Regions from separate parts of the Mus musculus genome. Here region 1 is linked to region 2. The links are chromatin loops, found by intact Hi-C in ENCODE. Cell type or tissue: heart. All regions are shown on one strand. Each heading gives the region's core, and the rest is flanking DNA. Links, peaks and the distances in the headings are about the cores only.

Evidence for each region. A loop is a pair of places that touch in the nucleus more often than their neighbours do. Peaks named below come from ENCODE experiments on the same cell type or tissue, not always from the same donor. Only the 100,000 strongest peaks of a DNase experiment are listed, where the experiment ranks them.
Region 1: it touches region 2 in a loop (2.6-fold over the local background); 1 of 42 quality-filtered maps calls a loop at or near these places.

Annotation. Positions count from the first base shown.
Region 1 is chr3:94,305,616-94,315,678 of GRCm38, reverse strand. Them4 (thioesterase superfamily member 4) reads right to left here and starts at 5,547. Exons shown (of 6, transcript NM_029431.1): 1 at 5,391-5,547. The coding sequence starts at 5,462. It overlaps Gm36010 (a long non-coding RNA gene), which reads left to right and starts at 5,626. Exons shown (of 4, transcript XR_867460.2): 1 at 5,626-5,807. It also overlaps the pseudogene Gm52664. In heart, for the core only: a CTCF peak has its summit at 5,442; a DNase peak (open chromatin) is centred at 5,478; H3K4me3 peaks cover 1,848 bases; H3K27ac peaks cover 1,364 bases.
Region 2 is chr3:94,437,337-94,447,399 of GRCm38, reverse strand. It overlaps Mrpl9 (mitochondrial ribosomal protein L9), which reads right to left and starts at 4,064. Exons shown (of 7, transcript NM_030116.2): 1 at 3,906-4,064; 2 at 3,585-3,741; 3 at 2,689-2,813; 4 at 2,449-2,499; 5 at 663-764; 6 at 57-140. The coding sequence starts at 4,049. In heart, for the core only: a CTCF peak has its summit at 6,010 (motif pointing left); a DNase peak (open chromatin) is centred at 4,089; H3K4me3 peaks cover 1,789 bases; H3K27ac peaks cover 1,404 bases; H3K27me3 peaks cover 1,024 bases.

The DNA of each region.
Region 1 (10,063 bases), core at 648-8,647, 130 kb after region 2:
AGCTGGATCCTTGAAACTTGTATGCTGGGAGGAGAGAAGGAAAAGTTGCTCACAAAGTTCCACTCACAAATACATAAATGCAAACAGAAGAACAACCAAACCCTTCGTCAGAGATAAAAAGGAAGTCCTGATTTTGTGGTACTAGAGCATTGAGGAAAAAAACAGAAACAACATTTTCCTGTAGCTCAGGATAAGCAACTATTTTCTATGCTGCTTTGATCAGGTAATCCCTTCAGAACCCAGCCTAGATAGTCTGGGAAAGACAGACAAGCTCCACCCATTATTTCTTACTCTAAATACAACTGTGGTAAAATATTGATGCATTTCCTCCAAGTTCTTCCCATTTACTGCACTGTACCCTGATTTATACTGCTAACGAAGTTCATTTCACATTTTCCTGGCAAGCCTCTGACAGCAAAAACCTTGCATAGTTCTCAGATAGTTAATTTCGTTCAGCAGGGTTTTGTTTTGTTTTTCTTTTCTCTTTTCTCTTTATACTGCTCCTAGTAATGTCAGAAGCTACACCAGTAAAATCTCACCAACATGACTACCTAAACCTGAGCTGGACAGGGAGGATGAGGACACCAACAAACAAGCTAAACCACCACAGTGAACAGTGCAAGAGGCTTCCGCCCTTCACAAAGAACTACAGGGAACCAACCAGTGAAGGGAGTGGGAGGGAGACGTGGTCTTCCTCAGGGAAAGGCACCCAATCGGTTGCCCAGTCCCAAACAGTCAGCGCTCAAAACATACATACATTATATGGACTTAACAGGCTATACCTGGGATTATGCATGGATATATAAATGCATATATCCATATATATATAAACTTACAAAAACAACTGATCTTAAAAGAGGTCATGAATTTAAAGGAGAATGAGGAGGGTATATGAGAGGGCTTAGAGGGTAAAAGGGAAGGGAGAAATGATGCAATTAAAATGCAATCTCAAAAAATTTGTTTTATTTTGTTTTTGAGGCAGGATGTTGCTATAATACCCTACCTGGCCTTAAATTTGTAATCTTCCTGTCTCCTAAATACTGGGATTACAGGCATGTACAACGGTGTCCAGCTTGAAATCAGTCTTCTTCCCCTTCCTTCCTTCCTCTCTCCCTCCCTCCATCTCTTTCTTCCTCCCTCCCTCCTTTCTTCCTTTCTTCAAGACTAAGGCTCACTATGAAGCCCTTGGATGGTCTGGAATTCATTCTGTAGACCCGGCTGGTCTTGAACTTACAGAGCTCTGCTTGCCTCTGCCTGCCTCTGCCTCCCTAGTGCCAAGATCAAAGGTGTGTACTAGCATGCCAACTCTTTGGAGGAATCAGTTCTCTTCTTCTACCATGGGGGTCCCAGGGATTGAACTCAAGCTTGTATTTAGTAAGCACAGCACCCTCACCCCATCTCTGCTGCCTCTTATCTATCTGTCTATCTATCTATCTATCTATCTATCTATCTATCTATCTATCTATCTATCTATCTATCTATCTATCTATCTATGGATAGGGTCTCGGGTCTCACTATATGTAGCCTTGTCTGGCCTGGTACTCAATATGTAGATCAGGCTGGCCTTGAACTCAGAGATCCACCTGTCTCTCCCTCCCAAGTGCTGGCATTAAAGGCGTGCACTACCATACCTGACCTTGTTGGAGGAGGTGTATCCCTGAGTGAGGGTTTTGAGATTTTTTACATCTCAGACATTCCCAGTTAGCTCTTTGCCTCCTACTTGAAGGTAAGGGTGTAAGCCCTCTGTAGCACCTGCAGCACCATGCCTGCCCGCTACCATGCACCCCACTGACAGCCATGGACTTAACCTCTAAAACTGTAAGCCCCCAATATACTCCTTCTATAAATTGCCTTGGTCACGGTATCTTCACAGCAATACAAAAGTAACTAAGGCAGGAAGAACTCTTAACTACTAAGCTATCTCTCCAGGACCCAGTAATAACCATTTTTGTTTGTTTGTTTTGAGATAGGGTCTTATTATGCAGCCCTGGCTGTCCTGGAATTCACAATGTAGGTCAGGTTGGCCTCAGACTCACAGAGTTGCCTTCTGAGTGCTGGAATTAAAGGTGTGTTATCATATCACAATGCTCGGTTTAATAATCACCCCACCCCCTTTTTTTGAGACAGGGTTTTTCTGTGTAGCCCTGGCTGTTCTGGAAGTCACAAGAAGAGGGCATCAGATCTCACTACGGATGCTTGTGAGCCACCATGTGTTTGCTGGGATTTGAACTCGGGACCTCCGGAAGAGCAGTTGGTGCTCTTAACCGCTGAGCCATCTCACCAGCCCAAACTTTTATTTTTTGAGACAGGGTTTCATTGCTCTGGACCTCACTGCATAGACCAGACCTACTTCTACCTACTTGTGCTCAATCTACTGCTTCTTGTGTGCTGGAATTAAAGGTGTGCTCCACCACACCCAGTCTGATTTTAACTTTTAAAATAAAATCCAATAAATTGTTTTGAGTTCTATTATATACCTTGTTTTTATGCAGGGAACAGGAAAGACAAAAAGAAAAGACCTAGGCTCTGCCTTTAAATGTGAGAAGCCTCAGGTAATGGGAAATATAACTATACATAGATATGGATACAAGTGCTCTCATGGAATACTTCACTTGATCTTAGCCAAAAGGCCGAGAAGCGATCTCATGGAATACTTAAACAACACACATCATCAAAAAACCCAGACTGATTTCTTGCAGCCAAAGTTCATGAAAGGGAGTACTAAAGGCTACTCTAAGCAAAGGCCCGGAGAATGAAATAGCTACAGACATACTGGAGGACTGCTAGGATCTCAGCCTTCACACATGGAAAGTGCAGAGAAAAGAGGTGTAGCCAGACACAGCTGACAATTCAGAAGAAGGATCACAACTCAGGTCTTGAATGTAACCTTCTAGGTTAATGGTTTTTAAAAAATCAGTGTGAAAGGTGATTTTAGGTAGCACAAGGACAAAGATAGACGTATGCTTTAAATATTATAAGTAACATAATATATAATTACAGTAATAATAAAGTACATTATATATAGTTATGTAACCCAGAAGAACATGAGTAGCACATCACACTTGTTACAGTAAAAGTGTTTTTACTTAGGATGAAGCTACATAAAGAGACAATCATGGGGCTGGAGAGATGGCTCAGTGGTTAACAGCACTGGTTGTTCTTCCAGAGCATGCAGGGTCATTTCCAGCACTCCCAAGGCTGTACAACTGTCCATAACTCTATCTCAGGGGGATTCAACACCCTCATCTGGCCTTTATAGGCACTGCCACAGACATACGAGAGGCAACACACATAAAAAATAAATTAAGTTTTTTCCTTCTTTTCTGTTTTTGTTTTGTTTTTGCTTTTTCTTTGTTTTTAATTGTTTCTTGAGACAGGGTTTCCCTGTGTGGCTCTGGCTGTCCTGGAACTTCTTCTATAGACCTTGAGGTCATATAGATCCTCCTGCCTCTGCCTCATGAGTGCTGGGCATAAAGACATGCACTACCACTGCCTAGCTCTTTTTTTTTTTCTTTTTATAAAGGGCAATCATGTAAGAATCATGAAGTTGGTGTGTTGAAATGCTCAATTCCCATAAAGAGCCTTCAGCACAGTAACAGCATTGGTTTTTACAAAGTTTCACCAAGTGCAAAGGATGAGTTAAAATAGTGAGAAAAAAGCAAAAGTAGCAAAGACTGATAAAAATCTGGGCTAGCTATAGCCCAGAGCCGAACTAGGTACAGAGGAACAAGAAGAGAAGGTTCAAGTGACACTCAGTGCTAGAACCCAGGGAAATGGGAGTTACTAACCCCAGGAAAGAGGAAGCAGAGGAGTCTTGGATGATTCCAGACTTGTGGTTTGGATGGCAAGGTTAGAAGTAAAAGATGCTTGCTAGTGTGAACGTGCAGATGGCAGAGAATGGGAGTGAAGCTACTAATTTCAGTTGGAGCCATGCCGAGCTACCTTCTGGACACCACAGTGTTGTGGGAAATAAAAGAAACTCAACTTTCAGTTCAAAGAGGCGAGGTCTAAGCGCTACTTGTGGTGAATGCACTTGTAAATTCATAGCACAGGCTATGAATAAAGGACAAGTTGTAGGGATAATCATTACCCTTTGTTCTCAGCAGGGGAAAGGTCATGCTTGATCTTTAGTTATACATTTATGGAAGTTGGACTTGTACTTGTAAAATAAGTTATGACTTTTTCTGCCTCCTTTTAAGATACGTTACTAAATCAAAAGCAGCATGATGAAAAAAAAAAAAAGGCCTGCAAATACTAATGCTGTAATGTTCTCAGCTCAGCACAGACTGCCAGGCTCCAACATGTAATTAAACTAATTCATATTTGTTGTTGTAAGACTAGCACGAATCATTTTCTTTTCTAATCGGCAAGATGGTACCTGGCTGATGTCAATACATCAACATTCATCATTATTTTAAAATTGTGTGTGTGTGTCTATCACCCAGGGCCTCCAGCCCTCTTATTGTCTAGCAGGAAGCTGCAATAGCTTGAGAGAGATGCCACTCCCCTAATAATCAAAGTTCTTTTTCATTTCTCAATACAGAGCTGTTCCCTGTCAGCTGTCGTTCTTTATTACAACACATTGTATACAAACATTTGATTTGGCAAACTGATCCCATTCTCCCAAATTAAACCCGTAAATTTCTTGGGCGGAACGTTTTTTCCCCTTAGCTAACTATAATACGACCTATCGTCAGTGGCCAATCACACCTGACATATATGATAGTCTTTAAACTAACAGGCTCCCATTAGACAGTTTGGGCTAACTCTATCGAGCCAGTCCAAGAGCAATTTCTTTGATAGAGACAGTTCTTACTGTCGATATACATTTTCAGTACACACGGACACACACGCGGGCGTGAGTTGGAGCTCAACAAGTATTGACTACATCAATAGAACAAAGGCAGGGATAAAAATATGGACAGGCAACATTTAAGATTTACATTCCAGGTATGCTAAATGCTTCCCTTGCATTATCTCATTTAGTCTCATAACATCCTCTAAGATGATGAAAACGGGCTAGAGAGGGAGTAATTATCTGACAATCAGAAGTCTACTTCTTCCTGAATTGGTTATAACGAATCAGAGTCTATCAGGATTAGATCCCTGCTAAGGATAAATGGTCTTCTCCAGGGGTCAATAATGGCTCTTTCACAGTTTTCTGGGTGACCTTGCTTATCCTTTCTTATTATCTCAGTCTTAGTAGTGGCGATCCCATCCCTGCAGACCTAGTTCAACCTTGAGTCACTTTCCCTTCCGGCTCCTCCCGATTCGAATCTCAGGGCAGAAGAGCCCAAGAGCCCCGTCACAGCCAGGGGCAGGTGTTAGCTTAGTCTCGGTCGTGCTGTCTCCCCTTCTCGCCCCACGAAAGCAAGCGTCCCGGGACTCACCCTAGCTGCTCCTGGCCGCCTCGCAGGCGTGGCCCCAAGAGTGCGCAGGCGCATAGCGCAGTTTCTCAGCATTGCTCAAGCCGAGGGCAGGACGCTGCTCTCTGCTCTGTTCCAGAAAGAGCCACACTATCCACACGCCGACTCTGGGCTATTAACTGTGGAGGCGGGCGGGTGGAGGGCGGAGCCGCGCGCCGCCCACAGTGCTGGCGCCTCTCCGAATCCGGGCGGACCGAATCCTCTACACCCGCTTTTGGTTCCGGGAGATTTTGCGTCCGGCTCTCAGCCACGGTTACTGCACTGGCGCAGCGAGACAGCCTAGTTTAGTTCCTTGTTCACAGGCAGTTTAACGCTCCAGCCAGCGAAAGACTCATCATCTCGGCCGAACAGGAGCACACACAAGGAGTGGATAACCACTAGGTGCGGGTTGATGGTGTTGGTCTTCTGGGTGTAGAACACGTGCACATACATTTAAAACTCTGTCAGTCTCTACTATTTAACAGGTACACTCTTCAGGTGCCCCTTCTCTCCGCACGCGCGCATATGTGTCTGTGTACTGAAAATGTATATCAACTTTTACTCTAGTAAGAACCGTCTCTATCAAAGAAATTGCTCTTGGTCTGGCTCGATAGAGTTAGCCCAAACTGTCTAATGGGAGCCTGTTAGTTTAAAGACTATCCGTTGATTCACTGATTTGTTCTTTCTGTGCTGGGAACAGAAGAATCTCAGTGTCCCACAAAGGAATACAGAAGCAAAGCAATTATTTTTGTCAAAGGGTGCACCAAGATCCAACTACAGTTAGCAAGCACACAGGGGACAGGTGGTGACTGCCCCACGCTCCCCTGACCCCAATTGCCCGGCGTTTGTTGTGATTGACTAGTTTTAAAATGATAATTACAAAGGAAATGAAAAACTAATAGAAGGAGTTGTGGATAGTCTAATATTTGGATAGTGGTGTCATAAAGCATTTAATTCTAGCACTTAGGGGCAGAGGTGGGTGGTTCAAACCAGCTAAGACAACATAATGATACCTTATCTCAAAAACCTAACCAAACCAAACAACAAAAAGCAAAACAAAAACAAAGAAAGGAAGAGAAATCTGCATTGAGTTGGAGATATGGTTCGTAAGTTTAAAAGCAATGGTTAGAATCTGAGCGCCCACATGGCAGCTCACAGCTGTTTGCAATTCCAGTTCCAGGGGATTGGATACCCTCTCTTTCTTTTGGTTTCTGTGGGCACCAGGCATGCATGTGGTGCACAGACAAAACACCCATATAAATAAAGTCAAATAACAATAATAATAGTTGTTCTCTACTCTGTTTCACAGTGAGTCTTATATGCCTTCAAGTTCTTCTGTCTTTTACCTAAGACACCCTTTTTTTGTTTGTTTTTTGTTTTTTGTGTTTTGTTTTTCGAGGCAGGGTTTTTCTATGTAGCTCTGGCTGTCCTGAAACTCACTCTGTAGACCAGACTGGCCTCGAACTCAGAAATTCAACTGCCTCTGCCTCCCAAGTGCTGGGATTAAAGGCGTGTGCCACCACGCCTGGCCAAGACACCCATTTTTATCTGAAAGCTTTCTCTTTTGTTGGAGGCTAGAGCTAGAGGTGCCTGACATGAAGGAATAGAGTTGGTTACATACCACAATTCTAGACAACAGCGAGAGTACAATAGGAAAGGGATTAGGGACTTTATTTTTGAGTTTCTAAGGTCAGAAAGACAGTGGTCTAATGACATCCTGAGAACTGCCTCCAGGGGCTAGGGATAGCTGCAAGATTGTACAGGGTAAGAACCAAATTGTGGTTGGGGTAGGTATGTAAGTTGTTAGCCCAGAAACTTGTAGCAATTTTAGGATCTGGTCGGGTGGCTCCTTGTCTTAGATTTCATCTTTCAAGGTCCCGATTGCAATTGGGAAATCATTAGCTCTGTGAGTTAATTCCAGTTCCCATTATAGGGTGCAAGCCTTCAGGGCTCACTGTTTCTGGAATTTGAGATATCCTAGGAAGTAGAAATAACAGAGAGAATGAATAAGTTAGAGGAACAAAATGGAGATCGGGCAGTGATTTGAGAAGCAGATGGAAGAAGATGGAAGCTGTTGATGTGTATGGCAGGTTTACTTAAAATCTTCGAAGTCAGACAGGAGGATCAGGAGTCCAATGTCATTCTCAGCCACTGTTGAATTTGAGGCCATTCTGAGATACATGAGACTGTGTGCATGTGTGTGTTTATCATCCTTTTATCATCATTAGTATCATACTAATACTTGTAGCACAAAGTCTTCCAACTTACTCTCTTCAGACCCAATAATCAAAAAATTTTATATCTGCATATGTATATCTTGCCACCAAGCCTGATGACCTGAGTCCAATTCCCATGATCTACATGGTAAAATAAGAGAAGGGACTCCTTCAATTTGTTGTCTGACCTCCAAACATATTCTGAACATGTATGCAGTAATGTGTGCATACACACACTATCAAGTAAATAAGTAAACAAATGTAATAAAGAATTATGAAAAGAAAACTTATTGCAACAACGTGGGTAAACTTGCACATGTTAAATGAAATAGGCGCCGATAGACTAATGTCATATGACCATACTTATAAGTATAATTAAAAAAAATAGAACCTGTACAAGCAGACAGTAAGATGGTTGTCAGATTCAGTGAGGAAGGGTTGGGGACTGGGGAGATGTTGGTTAAAGAAAACAAAATTTCAGTTAAGAAAGCTTAATAGGGCTATTATATAGCATCATGGCAACTGTAATTAATATAAGTGTATTTTATGCTCGACAGGCACTGATAGAGTGTCATCACTACAGAAAGTCATAGGTATCTGAGGTATTGCATATGTTAGTCAGTGTGTTCTAGCCATTCCAATGTGAACATGTTTTAGACAAAATGTTGTGTTGACTACATAATTTTGTTTGTAAATGAAAAGTAATTTGACATTGTTTTGTGTATCTTGTCTGTCTGTGTGGTAACCAAGGCATTCTTTTAGGTGAGTGGCTAACCTGAGTTACTGATACTGCCACTTTGCTGCTTGTTTCTGTGCTTCCCTTGGACCTGTTCTCACCAGTCATCTTTCAGGAAGGATGTCCCCTTCCTTAATTGTTATGCATAGGGCAAGGCCCTGAAGTGAGGATCTGGGTCAGTGAAAGGCAAATCTTTCCTTTGAATGGTTGAAGAGGTACTTGGAAGGAGGAAGTACATGCCCATTTTCAGGCTACTACAATTAGTTTGCATCATTGGTATTTTGATTCAGTATTTATAGTTATTGTATATTCTCTTTTTATTCCTGGAGCAGTCTGGCAGATGTTCTCATTTACTGGTGTGTGCCTTGGCCTTCCAAATTTCTTTTCTACTCCTTGAATATCCCATAGTCCTTTCTGTCTTGGTGTCTGTTGTCTGCTTGCCATGATTTGCCCTAGTTTCTCCCATAGCTAACCCCTCCCCCTCCTTTGGTGTCAATGTAGCTTCTGATTTCTCAGAAAGGGCTTCCCTGGACAAGGTGTTTGCAGTGTGACAGATGCTATAATTGCTTTATGTACATGATTATTTAATCTGAGTTAGACCTTCATTAAGTTGTCTTAAAGTAGCCAAAATTTCCTTTTAGGTAATTATCATAGTTATAATTCAATCTAAATTTGTAAGCTTCCAGTTTCCTTCAGAAAACCATGTGTTTGTTTGTTTGTTTTTAATGTTTCTTGGCTTTGTTCTGCGTCTGTAGTACCTAGGCACTTGAAAGCAGAACTTGAGAGGAGAAAAAAAAAGCCTTATCCAAGATAGGGTCTCACTTGGTCTAAGTTTACTTTGAACTCATTATATAGCCAAAGGGTGTTCTTCAACTGTTGGTCCTCCTTTCTTAGCTCTCCAAGTACTGGGATTATAGACATAAGCATCTGGTTTCTCTTGATATACATACTTCAGGAACCTGGATGTGATCTATGTACCAGTCCATCAGTATTCAGTCAAGTCAATGGCACTGGGTTCCAAATCCCTCAAGACTGAGGAATGGGCAAGAAAAAGGGGGAGTTATAACTGGGTCTTCCACTCCAGACCACTTCAACAGTAATGGGATGAGGGGAATGATAAGATGGGTGATGCGTAAGAGTACCTGTTGCCACGTCTAATGACCTGAGTTCAATACCTGGGATCCACATAGTGGAAGAAGATAATCACTCTTACAGGTTGTTCTTTAATCTCCACATGTGCTGTGACATAAACATGTGCACACACACACACACACACACACACACGCACACACACACACACACACATACACACAATCAATAAGTGTTTATAAAAACTTAGAATGATGGTTTGACAGTGGGGGTTTGAAAGAGGACCGAGTACTGACTAACCTAATTCCATTTTGTTTCAGACTCTACCTTTATTGCCTTCCTTTTGAGTTCTGATTGCTCTAGAGTCTTTCCTCTCTGTAGTTACCTTAGATTCCAGGAACAAAACACCTAATTGAACATAAACAAAGGGAAGTAATTACTCATTAGTCAGAGACCTTCTTGGTGCTAACAACTCTGCAAGGCAGATCCTCAGACAATGGACCAAGATAATGATAGGGTAGACCACAGCCAGACTAAGAGAGCCTGTATTGCTATGTAGGAGGCCTCCCCCACCAACCGAACCCTTGCCCTTGTTCCTCTTTTCTAGATTATGCTGA
Region 2 (10,063 bases), core at 1,177-9,176:
TACATAAAATAAATAAATAAATCTTAAAAAGAATAGAAAATTCTGTAAACACTTACAGTCACATCACACCAGTACTCGCCCCACCGAGTGATAGGCTCCTCTGGCAGCCTCAGAGCATGTGGGGCAACCACCACACCAAGCTGAAAACAGAACCAACAACCAGATAACCTTTTGATTGCAGCACAATCTAACCTGGATCACCCTAGGTAACAGTCTGGTCTATAATTTCCTACGTAGGACTGAATACACCTGGGGAACTGATTCTGGTTGATGTCAGGGAAGGGCACAGATGCCCACAGATGATAGCAGAAGAGGCTCAGTCTTATTTCTCAGCGAGGGTGGTGAATTTACAAACAGAACAGGTCTTGAGACTAATACTGCTTCATCACAAAAGTAATGATTCTCCAGTAAGTCACATATTCCCAGGTTCTTCCTAGCTAGAGATAAAGTAAACTCAACTGCCCTTTCCCATTAGTCCTTAAAATCTGCAACTACCTTTAAGTTCTGAGCCACATTCCTCCCTTTTCCCTGCAAATCAACCAAGAATAACTCCCAACTCCAGCTAGTAAAACCATTTTATAGAGGACAGTTCAATCATGGGTCTTCTACCAAGGAGAGATGGCTCTTACTCAAAGGAAATACTAATGTTTGGGAACACTCACATTCTTGAAGAAATGGCGGGCAACTATTTCAGGGTTTAGTTCCCATTTGACATTGTTCTTCATTCCCACCTCTAGATGACAGCTTCTCAGAAACTTCACTGTCTGTGGGTCAAGAGGAGTTGGAGTCAGAGGAGAGGAAACAGTTCAAGCCACAGGGTCTTAGGTTCGGGAAAGGTATAACATCTGCTCTACAGCTACAAGAGGTGACAACAGGACACTGATGGGAAAACCCACAACAGTCATTTTCCTCAGCTCTGATATAGAAGAAAGATGCTTTCAGGATTTCATAGGGGATTTTATTTTGCTGTTTCTAGGCAAAGGAAGAGAAATAGTCTGTATTAAACTCGGGATTAGGGCGGGCAAGATGGCACAGTAGGTAAAGGTGCCTGCTGCCAAGAACAATGCCCAGAGTTTGACCCCAGAATCCACTTCGAGGAAGGAGAGACAGGCTCGTGCAAGCTGTGCTCTGAACTGCACATGTGCTCTGCCCCAGTACACAGATGTAATAGACTTCCTGGGGCATCTTGGGAGGAAGTAAGCTTCAGGACTCGCAACCTCACAGCTCTGGCATCCAGTTCTACCTGCCCTCCAGCATTAGTTCTTTCCTGCTTACAAAACTAAACATAGATTACCTGAAGGTTCAAGATATTTTTTACACTTGATGCCCAACCCTCTTTCCAGCTGTCTCTTTTTTCTCTTTTGGTTTTTCAAATCAGGGTATCTCTGTGTAGCCCTGGTTGTTCTGGAACTCACTCTGTAGACCAGGCTGACCTCCAGCTCAAGAGATCTACCTACATCTGCCTCCCAAGTGCCGAGATTAAAGGCGTGCGCCACCATGCCTGGCCCCGCTGTGTATTTTCTACTATTACACTATATAAACCTTTACTTTAGGTAGACTGGAGTATCTTCATTGTTAAAATATGCCCTTGAGCTGTTGGCAGGTGTGTGTATAACACACACAAGGCCTAGCTTTGCTCCCCAGCATCCACAATGACCTTTGCAGCATATGTCTACAATCACACCAACTGAAGGGCAGAGTAAGGAGAATTAGGTTAGGGCTGGCCTTGGCTATATACAGAGTTCAGGGCCAGCTATGGCCATATAAGATCCCCTATTTCAAATAAGCATACCTTAAATATTCACTTATACTGCCTAGATTGCCTCAAACCTACTAATTCCAAGGGCCTTATTTACTACTACAAGAAAAAAGTACCCCTCCCCTCTTACCCCCCAGCACCTCCAGACCCTCTTTCCAGCTGTCTATCAAGTGACTCCTACTTTACTGCCTTTAGTTTGCTGACTACCTTCTCCTGTGTGTCTACAGTTCTCTCTCCAACTTATTTGAAAATATTCCCAAAAGGCAGAGTCTTTATCTTATATTTTCCCATAGATCTTGCTTCCTGGATTGGGACTCCCTCAAAAGCTAGGGCATTTTTTGCACCCCCCCCCCCAAAATCCCAGGCTCTGAGTATTTCAAATGGAAGAAATGAACAAATTAAAAAATTGGCACATTTTCTTAAAGGAAGTAAAAAAGCAGCCAGCTGTGGTGTCCAACGCCCTTAATCCCAGCACTTGGGAGGCAGAGGCAGGCAGATGTACAGAGCTAGTTCCAGTACACTGTACCCAACACAGCAGTTCCAGAGGACTCCATACCAGCTACACAGAGCATCAGCCACAATACTACTTTAGCTCATCCTTGTGTGTAACAATAAGCAGACGTGAAGGCCATCAGGGACTCAGGAGGGCGATGACCTCCATGAGGAATCAATAAAAACTTCCTACTCACCGCCTCTCCTGCCTTTGTCTGGATCTTCTCCAGTTTTCCTTCGCGTCTCAGCTGAAAGAGATGAAACTGAGTAGAAGCAATGCGCCACACTGAGTAATTACAGCCCAGCTGTGCTGGGAACTGGTGGGCTTCTGGGTTCTAGCTGTTACTTCATCTTTGAATTAAACAACAAAAGGAAGGACTTCCTAGCAGGTACCTTAAAGTTTTATTTTTCCAAACCCCTTGGTCCTTTGAGCTCACCGATTTCTCCTCTTCAAACAGCTTCCTATTTTCAGGAGAAGCATACACTGCCAGTCCCTGAGAAAGGAGCTTGTTACGACCCACAGATTTCTTCACTGAGACCAGATCACCCCGGACTCCAATTTCTGTCAATGAGAACGGGAATGGCAGATGAAATCTCTGCAGGCTATGGAAAAGATGATCATGGGATCAGCCACAGGTAAAGGCTGTGCCTTAGTGTACTCAGGCCTTGGGGTACATCTCCAGCATCACCAAAAGGGAGGGGCATAGAAAAGAGACAGCCCTTACTTTCTCACAGTTTTTATTCTTCCTTACAAACACCACCACCACCACCACCGTCAATTTACTAGGGCAGGTTATAAGGTCCAGTCGTTAAAGTGCCAGCTGCATAGAGGATCTGAGTTTGGATATTGTCCATAACCTTAGCACTGAGGGGAGGTAATACCTACATCCCTGGGGGCTCAACTCATGCCCTGTATCAAATAAGGTGGACCTTTGGCGCCCCCCTTCTTTCTCTTTCTCTCTCTCTCTCTCTCTCTCTCTCTCTCTCTCTCTCTCACACACACACACACACACACACACACACACACACACACACACCATGCATTTATTAGGAACTACACTTGTCACACGTCTAGCTTAAAAACTGGTGCAGACTGAGCTGTTCAATCAAAGAATGTCACTGTTTGTGCTGCGAACTGTTAGGCTTCTCTTTACACAGTTAACAATATTGCACACACGTTTTAATTTTCCGTGACTTTTTTTTTCTCACCAGAACCACAAAGTAGTAAAAACAAAGCAACAAAAGAGAGGCAGGAAGCGGTTAACGTCAAACAAGAGCAGGGGACAGAGGACAGGGACAGGGGAAGGGGTCAGTACCTGGGCCCAAGCCTTACCGTCCACAGACTGCGTGAGGATGAGCTCCAAGTTGTCTTTGGGCCGGTGTTTCGTGTCCTCCACCAACTTATACACGCGGTGACGCCGGTGCAGGTGCGGCTTTCGGCCCTCCCCGGCGAGCGGCACCTTCCACCAGCGCTCCACGATGACCGTGCTCTGGTGGTCAGGGAGGCTGGGGTGAGCGAGTGTCCGCAGAGAACAACCCGCCACCCCGCCGGCGTCCCCAGGAAAGTCTGCCCCCCAGCCCCGCAGTCTGAGTCTGGCACGAACGACACTCCTGTCCCCCACCGTGTAGGACCCAAGCCCCAGCCGGCCCTCACCTGATAATGAGAGAGACTGAAGTCACGCCCCGGGGTACTCCCTTCAATTCGCGGCCGGAATAGCTCCCGGATGCCTCCTTGACGCAGCCAAGCAGCACCTGCCCACCACAGAGTCCTAACCCCGGGAGCCACAGAGGCCGCCATGACAGCGGAGCGGACAGGCGGAAGAAGGACCCCGCGCATGCGCAGCTGCGCCTCTGGGCTGCCCGCGGCGCGCCTGAGTGGTATAGATATAGGCTGCGCTGAGACCTGGGCATGGGGAGTGGGAGAGTTGCCGCAACCCCGCCTTGCACGCCGACGATAGGACAGCGGAGAGAACTGCTTTTTTTTTTTTTTGTCACCACTTTCCACAGAGCTTTGCGTGGACCGACAGTGGAAAACGTACTTTTTTTTTTTTTTTTTTTTTTTTTTGGCTTCACTTTTAAAAAAAGAGGCGGAGGGGGCTTGGCGCACCCTGTAATCTTCCTGCAGGACAAGTTCAAGCTAATCTGGTTTACATCTCAAGCTCTAGGCCAGCCAGGGCTACATAGCGAGACCAATAATAATAATTAACTGGTGAGGAGGAGGATTTTTATCCATAAAAACCAATGATAACAATATAAGTGGTTTGGTTTAGTTCTAGGTACTGGGATCACTTCTAATTTTGACATGCTATAATTTCTGAACACTAAAATATGGATGTCACTCTCAATTTTCCCTTGAATCTTTCTAAAAGTAGTCGAAGGATGGGATCCTCTAAAAACTCTGCAACTTTCCATGATATTGTTACTATTGTATTTAAGCTAATATTTAAAGAGTTGCAGGAGACAAACTGTAGAGAAAAAGAAACTACTGTTAGGCACAAGCAGGTCCTTCTGTGGAGTCTTTGTGCTTAATAGATGGTTATAAAATGAGGGTCTATAAAGGAGTGTGGAAAGATGTGCTACACTCCATTTTATGTGCACTTACATAGACTGACCTACACGCATTTCCTTGGTATTCAGGACAAGTCTTCAACAGTCTTTTAATTGTTTGCACCCAGCACTCAGTATGTGGAATTTCATTCTTTTTAGTATCCAGTGTCTTGATGCTCTCAGTTCACCTTATGGCTAACCGCTATTTATATGCCAGTGATGTCCAAATTCTTATCCTAGGCTCCCACAAACTTCACATTGGAATACCCAACTTCTTATTCATCATCATCTTATATGTCTAACAGACATTTAAAACGTAATGTATGCCCCATTCTTTATAAACTGCCCTACCTGCAGGTGTTCCTGTTACAGCTGATGAGAATTCCATTTTGTTGTTTTGTTTTCCTCCATTCTTTGAAACATCTTATTATTTTAAAATTTTTACACGTTTGTATATTTGAGATTATATAATTTTACCCTTTTTCTCCTTCTAACCCCTCTCCTCCTCTCTCAGATTCATGGACTCTTTCCCCTTGTTATTTATATTTGTGTTTATACATTCTTAAATATATAAATATAATCTGCTCAGTCTGTACATTCTTACTTGTACGTATGTATGTTTTCAGGGCTGATCATTTCGTATTGGGTAACCAACTGGTGTGCTCTTCCCTGGGGAAGATTATTTCTCCTGTTCTCAGCATTCTTTTCTTGCCTGTAGCTCTTTGTCTAGGGTTGAGGCCTTGTGAGCTTTTTCCTTTCTCATTAGTATATTAGTATATTAGTGTCCTCCTTGTTCAGGTCTTGTTTAGGTAGCAATGTTGGTAAGAATTCACAGATGTAGCGCCCCTGACATTTTTAGGAGACACAATCTCATAGCAAACTTCCTGTTCCTCTACTTCATAGAATTGTTCTGCCTCCTCTTCTACAACAATCCCTAAACTTGAGATGCAGGTATATTATAGATGTATCAGTTGGGAGTGCGTTTCACAACTCTCCGTTTTGATGGTTGTAGTTTCTGTAACGATGTCCACTTGTTACAAAGATGTTTCCTTGATGAGTGGCAAGAACTACACTTATCTGTGGGAAGAAGGATAACGTTTTAGAATGTAGTTAGAGATTATGCTGGTTTAGTAGGGTGGTAGTTATAGGTTCTCCTCCAAGATCCATGACCTCACTAGGCAGGAACATCTTAAGTTTCCAGAAACAGGCATGACTTCCCTCTTGTGGAGAGGTCCTGAAGTACAATTAGAGCGTTGTTGGTTACTGTCAAGGTAGTATGCATGCTGCTGGTTACTGTTGTGGTTGGTAGGCATCATAGCTAGGTAGGACTATCAGTTGCTTTCTTCCTTTAGCACCATGAAAACTAGTTCCCAAGGAGGAGGCTTTCAGCTCAGAACTACCTCTGATCCTCTGAGTGCTGAGCACATTTTTAAAAGCTTCTTTATTTCACAAGGCATCAGGAAAACCCTATATGTTCTTAAATAATTACGCTAAATAATTAAAACATATAGAATATATATCACATGTAGAACACTAACGAGGTCAAGGAAAAGTGAGAAAAAAGGGAAAGTGAAAAGAGAAATAAAAAGGAAAGAAGACAGGAAATGTTTAAAATCTAAGAGGCAGAGCTGGAAAGATGGTTCACTGGGTAAATTGCTCGTATGCAGCTCTGATAAACTGGGTTAGAGTCCCACAACACACAAAACCCCCTAAAGCCAGATGAAGTAACTTGAGTCCATTGAGTCTGTAATCTCAACCTCAGCATTACTATGGTGATAGGAGATAGAGACAAGAGAACTGACCAGAAGCTTAAATTCACAGTGTAGCAGCAGATAGAACAAGAGCCTTTGGTTTAAAAACAAGGTGAAAGGAAAGAATAGACTACTTGGAAAAGCTGTCCTCTGACTTCCACATACACATGCATAGGAATTAAGTTAAAAGGATCCATGTGGCAGGCTGGCATGGTGGTGCCGGTCTTTAATCCCTGCAGAGGCAGGAGGATCGAGCTCTCTCTCCCAAATCTAAGTGGTAACACTTTTTTTTTTTTTTTTTTTAGAACAAAAGGTATATTGGAAAGAGGCAGGAGACTACCTTGTTGCATCTCTATTCTACCATAAAATCATACTGACTTTATTTGGTTGACTGTTTGTTTCAAGCCCTGGCTGGAAGGTACCTGTCACACCCATGTCTTCCTCTTTGCTGTCTTGGTGAAACAGCTGATGGAGGGCTCCAGCTACCTGCTCCTTATTGGCCAGACAAGTGGGGAGGCTGACATGGGATGGCTTTCTGACTAAACAGGTAGTTCAGCCTGCTACCATGCACAACCATAGCATCCGATTGGAACAAAAGTGGACACTGTGTGAGGAAAATTTGCATCAATGAGACAGAAGAGGATTTACTCTCTTACCTTCTGGTTGAGGTCACCAAGGATGTTATTGGGGGTCACTCGTACCCCAGTGTTTTCACACTGACACAGAAAAGTGTACACAGAGCTAAGTAGTAAGAGATCTTATTTGGAAGCAAAGTAAAGGCACAAGTTAGATGTACTACATGGAGCAGTGGGTCCTGAGCAAGCATGCAGTAGGAGTGCCTGGTTCCTGTTTAGGGCTTTCTTTCACGGGTTCAAGGAGAAAAACAGTTGATTGTGTGATTGTGATTGTGATTGTGTGTGTGTGTGGCTTGATGCCCCATTGTGGAGAACACATTATCTTTTTCTGTAGTAGTCACGGAATAAGAGATGTGTCCTACACAGTTTTATAGGATTTTCTTTCCTTAAGCCAGATGTAGCTTATGCTTGTAATCTCAGCACTTTGGAGGTAGAGGCAGGAAGATCCAAAGTTCAAAGCCATCCTCACCTACTCAGTTCTAGACTATTCTGGGCTGCATAAGACCATCTCCTCCTCCTCCTCCTCCTCCTCCTCCTCCTCCTCCTCCTCCTCCTCCTCCTCCTCCTCCTCCTCCTCCTCCTCCTCCTTTTTCGGTTTTTCGAGACAAGGTTTCTCTGTGTAGCCCTGGCTGTCCTGGAACTCACTCTTTAGACCAGGGTGGCCTCAAACTCAGAAATCTGTTTGCCTCTGCCTCCCGAGTGCTGGGATTAAAGGCGTGCGCCACCACTGCCCAGTTTCTGCTTCTGCTTCCTCTTCCTCCTCCTTCTTCTTTTTAAATTGTTTATTTAGTTTATGTATATGAGTACACTGCAGTTATCTTCAGACACACTAGAAGAGGGTCGGATCCCATTACAGATGGTTGTGAGCCACCATGTAGTTACTGGGATTTGAACTCAGGACCTCGGGAAGAGCAGTCAGTGCTCTTAACCACTGAGCCACCTCTCCAGTCCCTGGCTTCTTCTTTTTTTATTAGATATTTTCTTTATTTACATTTCAAATGTTATCCCCTTTCCTAGTTTCCCCTCTAAAAAATCCCCTATTCCCTCCTCCCTCCCCCTGCTTCACAACCCACCCACTCCCACTTCCTGGCCCTGGCATTCCCCTACATTGGGGCGCAGAACCTTTACAGGACCAAGGGCCTCTCCTCCCATTGATGACCAACTAGGCCATCCTCTGCTATATATGCAGCTAGAGACATGAGTCTCACCATGTGATTTCTTTGATTAGTGGTTTAGTCCCAGGGAGCTCTGGGAGTACTGGTTAGTTCATATTGTTGTTCCTCCTATGGAGCTGCAAAGACCATAACTTCTTTTTAAAAAATCTTTTAATTTTTTTTTTTCATTTGAGACATGTATCTGACCCAAAATTAACCTCAACCTCCAATTCTTGTCCTGTCTCAGCCTCCAGAGTGCTGGGATAATAGATGTGCACTACTAAAGATCATTTTAAGAGTCATATCTAGTCACTCTTTCATGTAAAAGACCGCTCAATCACTTCCCCTTTACGCAAAAGAAAAAGCCCATAGATTGGTGTAGGTTGTAATGTACTATAGCTATACTTACTGCCCCATTCACCTACAGTAGCTGCCTTCCTGTTGATAACAACAGACACACCTTTAGCATTTGAAGGGGCTGTTGCTTTTGACTAGGATAGTCCTTATCCTTAGACATTAGCTTCGTTAACAGTCTATTTATTAGTATTGTTGTTGTTATTGAGATAGGGTGTTTCTGTGTAGCCTTGGCTATCCTGCAGTTCACTATGTAAACCAGAAAGCCCCCTGTCTACACCTGACTGGCTGACAATCTTAACTCCCTTTGTCTTTGATTGATCATCTTTTCAGTGAGGCCTACATGGATCACCTGTACCAAAACCCTGCTGCATACCCCACACTTCTAATCCTTTTAGGGTTTTTGAGATAGGGTCTCAGAGTGTAGCTCTGGTTGGCCTGGAACTCATTATATAGACTAGGCTATCCTCAAAAGATCTACCTGCTTCTGCTTCCCAAGTGCTAAGATTAAAGGTGTGCCATCACACCTGGCTTGGCTCTTTTTTGTTTCCCCTTTAGCAGTTCTCTTCTGACATGCTTATTTCCTATATACTTACAAATATCTGGCTCTCTCACTTTAAATAGAGCAGAGATCTATAGTTCACACAGTGGTGCCTGGCTCATAGCAGGCCCTCCATAAATATTTAAATTGACGGTTAATAAATTTTAAGAGGCCTCAAACTGTTGGTTCTAGAACAAATTTTTCTCTCAATGCTAAATTTTATCAGTGTCTTAGGTTTTCTATTTCTGTGATAAAACACCATAAACAAAAACAACTTAGGGGGAAAAAGGTTTATATCATCTTAAAACTCTCAGGTTATACGCTTATCACTGAGGGAAGTCATGGCAGGAAATTGAGACTGGAACTGAAGGAGGGGCCATGGAGGAATATTGTTTATTACTTTGCCCTGCATGGCTTGTGCACCCTCAGGACCACCAGCTCAGGGGTGCATTACACACAGTGAGCTGAAACCTTCCACATGAATCACTCACTGCTTAAAATCCCCAGAGGCGTGTCCACAGGGAATTCTCAGTCCATGTTACCACTTCTTAGGTGACTCCAGCTTGTCTCAAGTTGAAATAAAATCAACCAGCACAATTGTTACCATATTCTTATGTGTGTATGTGTTAACTTATTATAGAATCTTTCTAGTTTCTGTTGAAAATTTTAAGATCTAGCAGAACTGATTCTGTGTCTGGCACAGCAACTTATTGCTGAGTTATGTTGGAGTGAGCTTTTTCCTGTTTTAATATATTGATTCTGTAACTACTAATTTCCACTGGTTGGGCCTGTTTGTGTGCTTGAAACAGGGTTTTGATATGTGGCCCTGT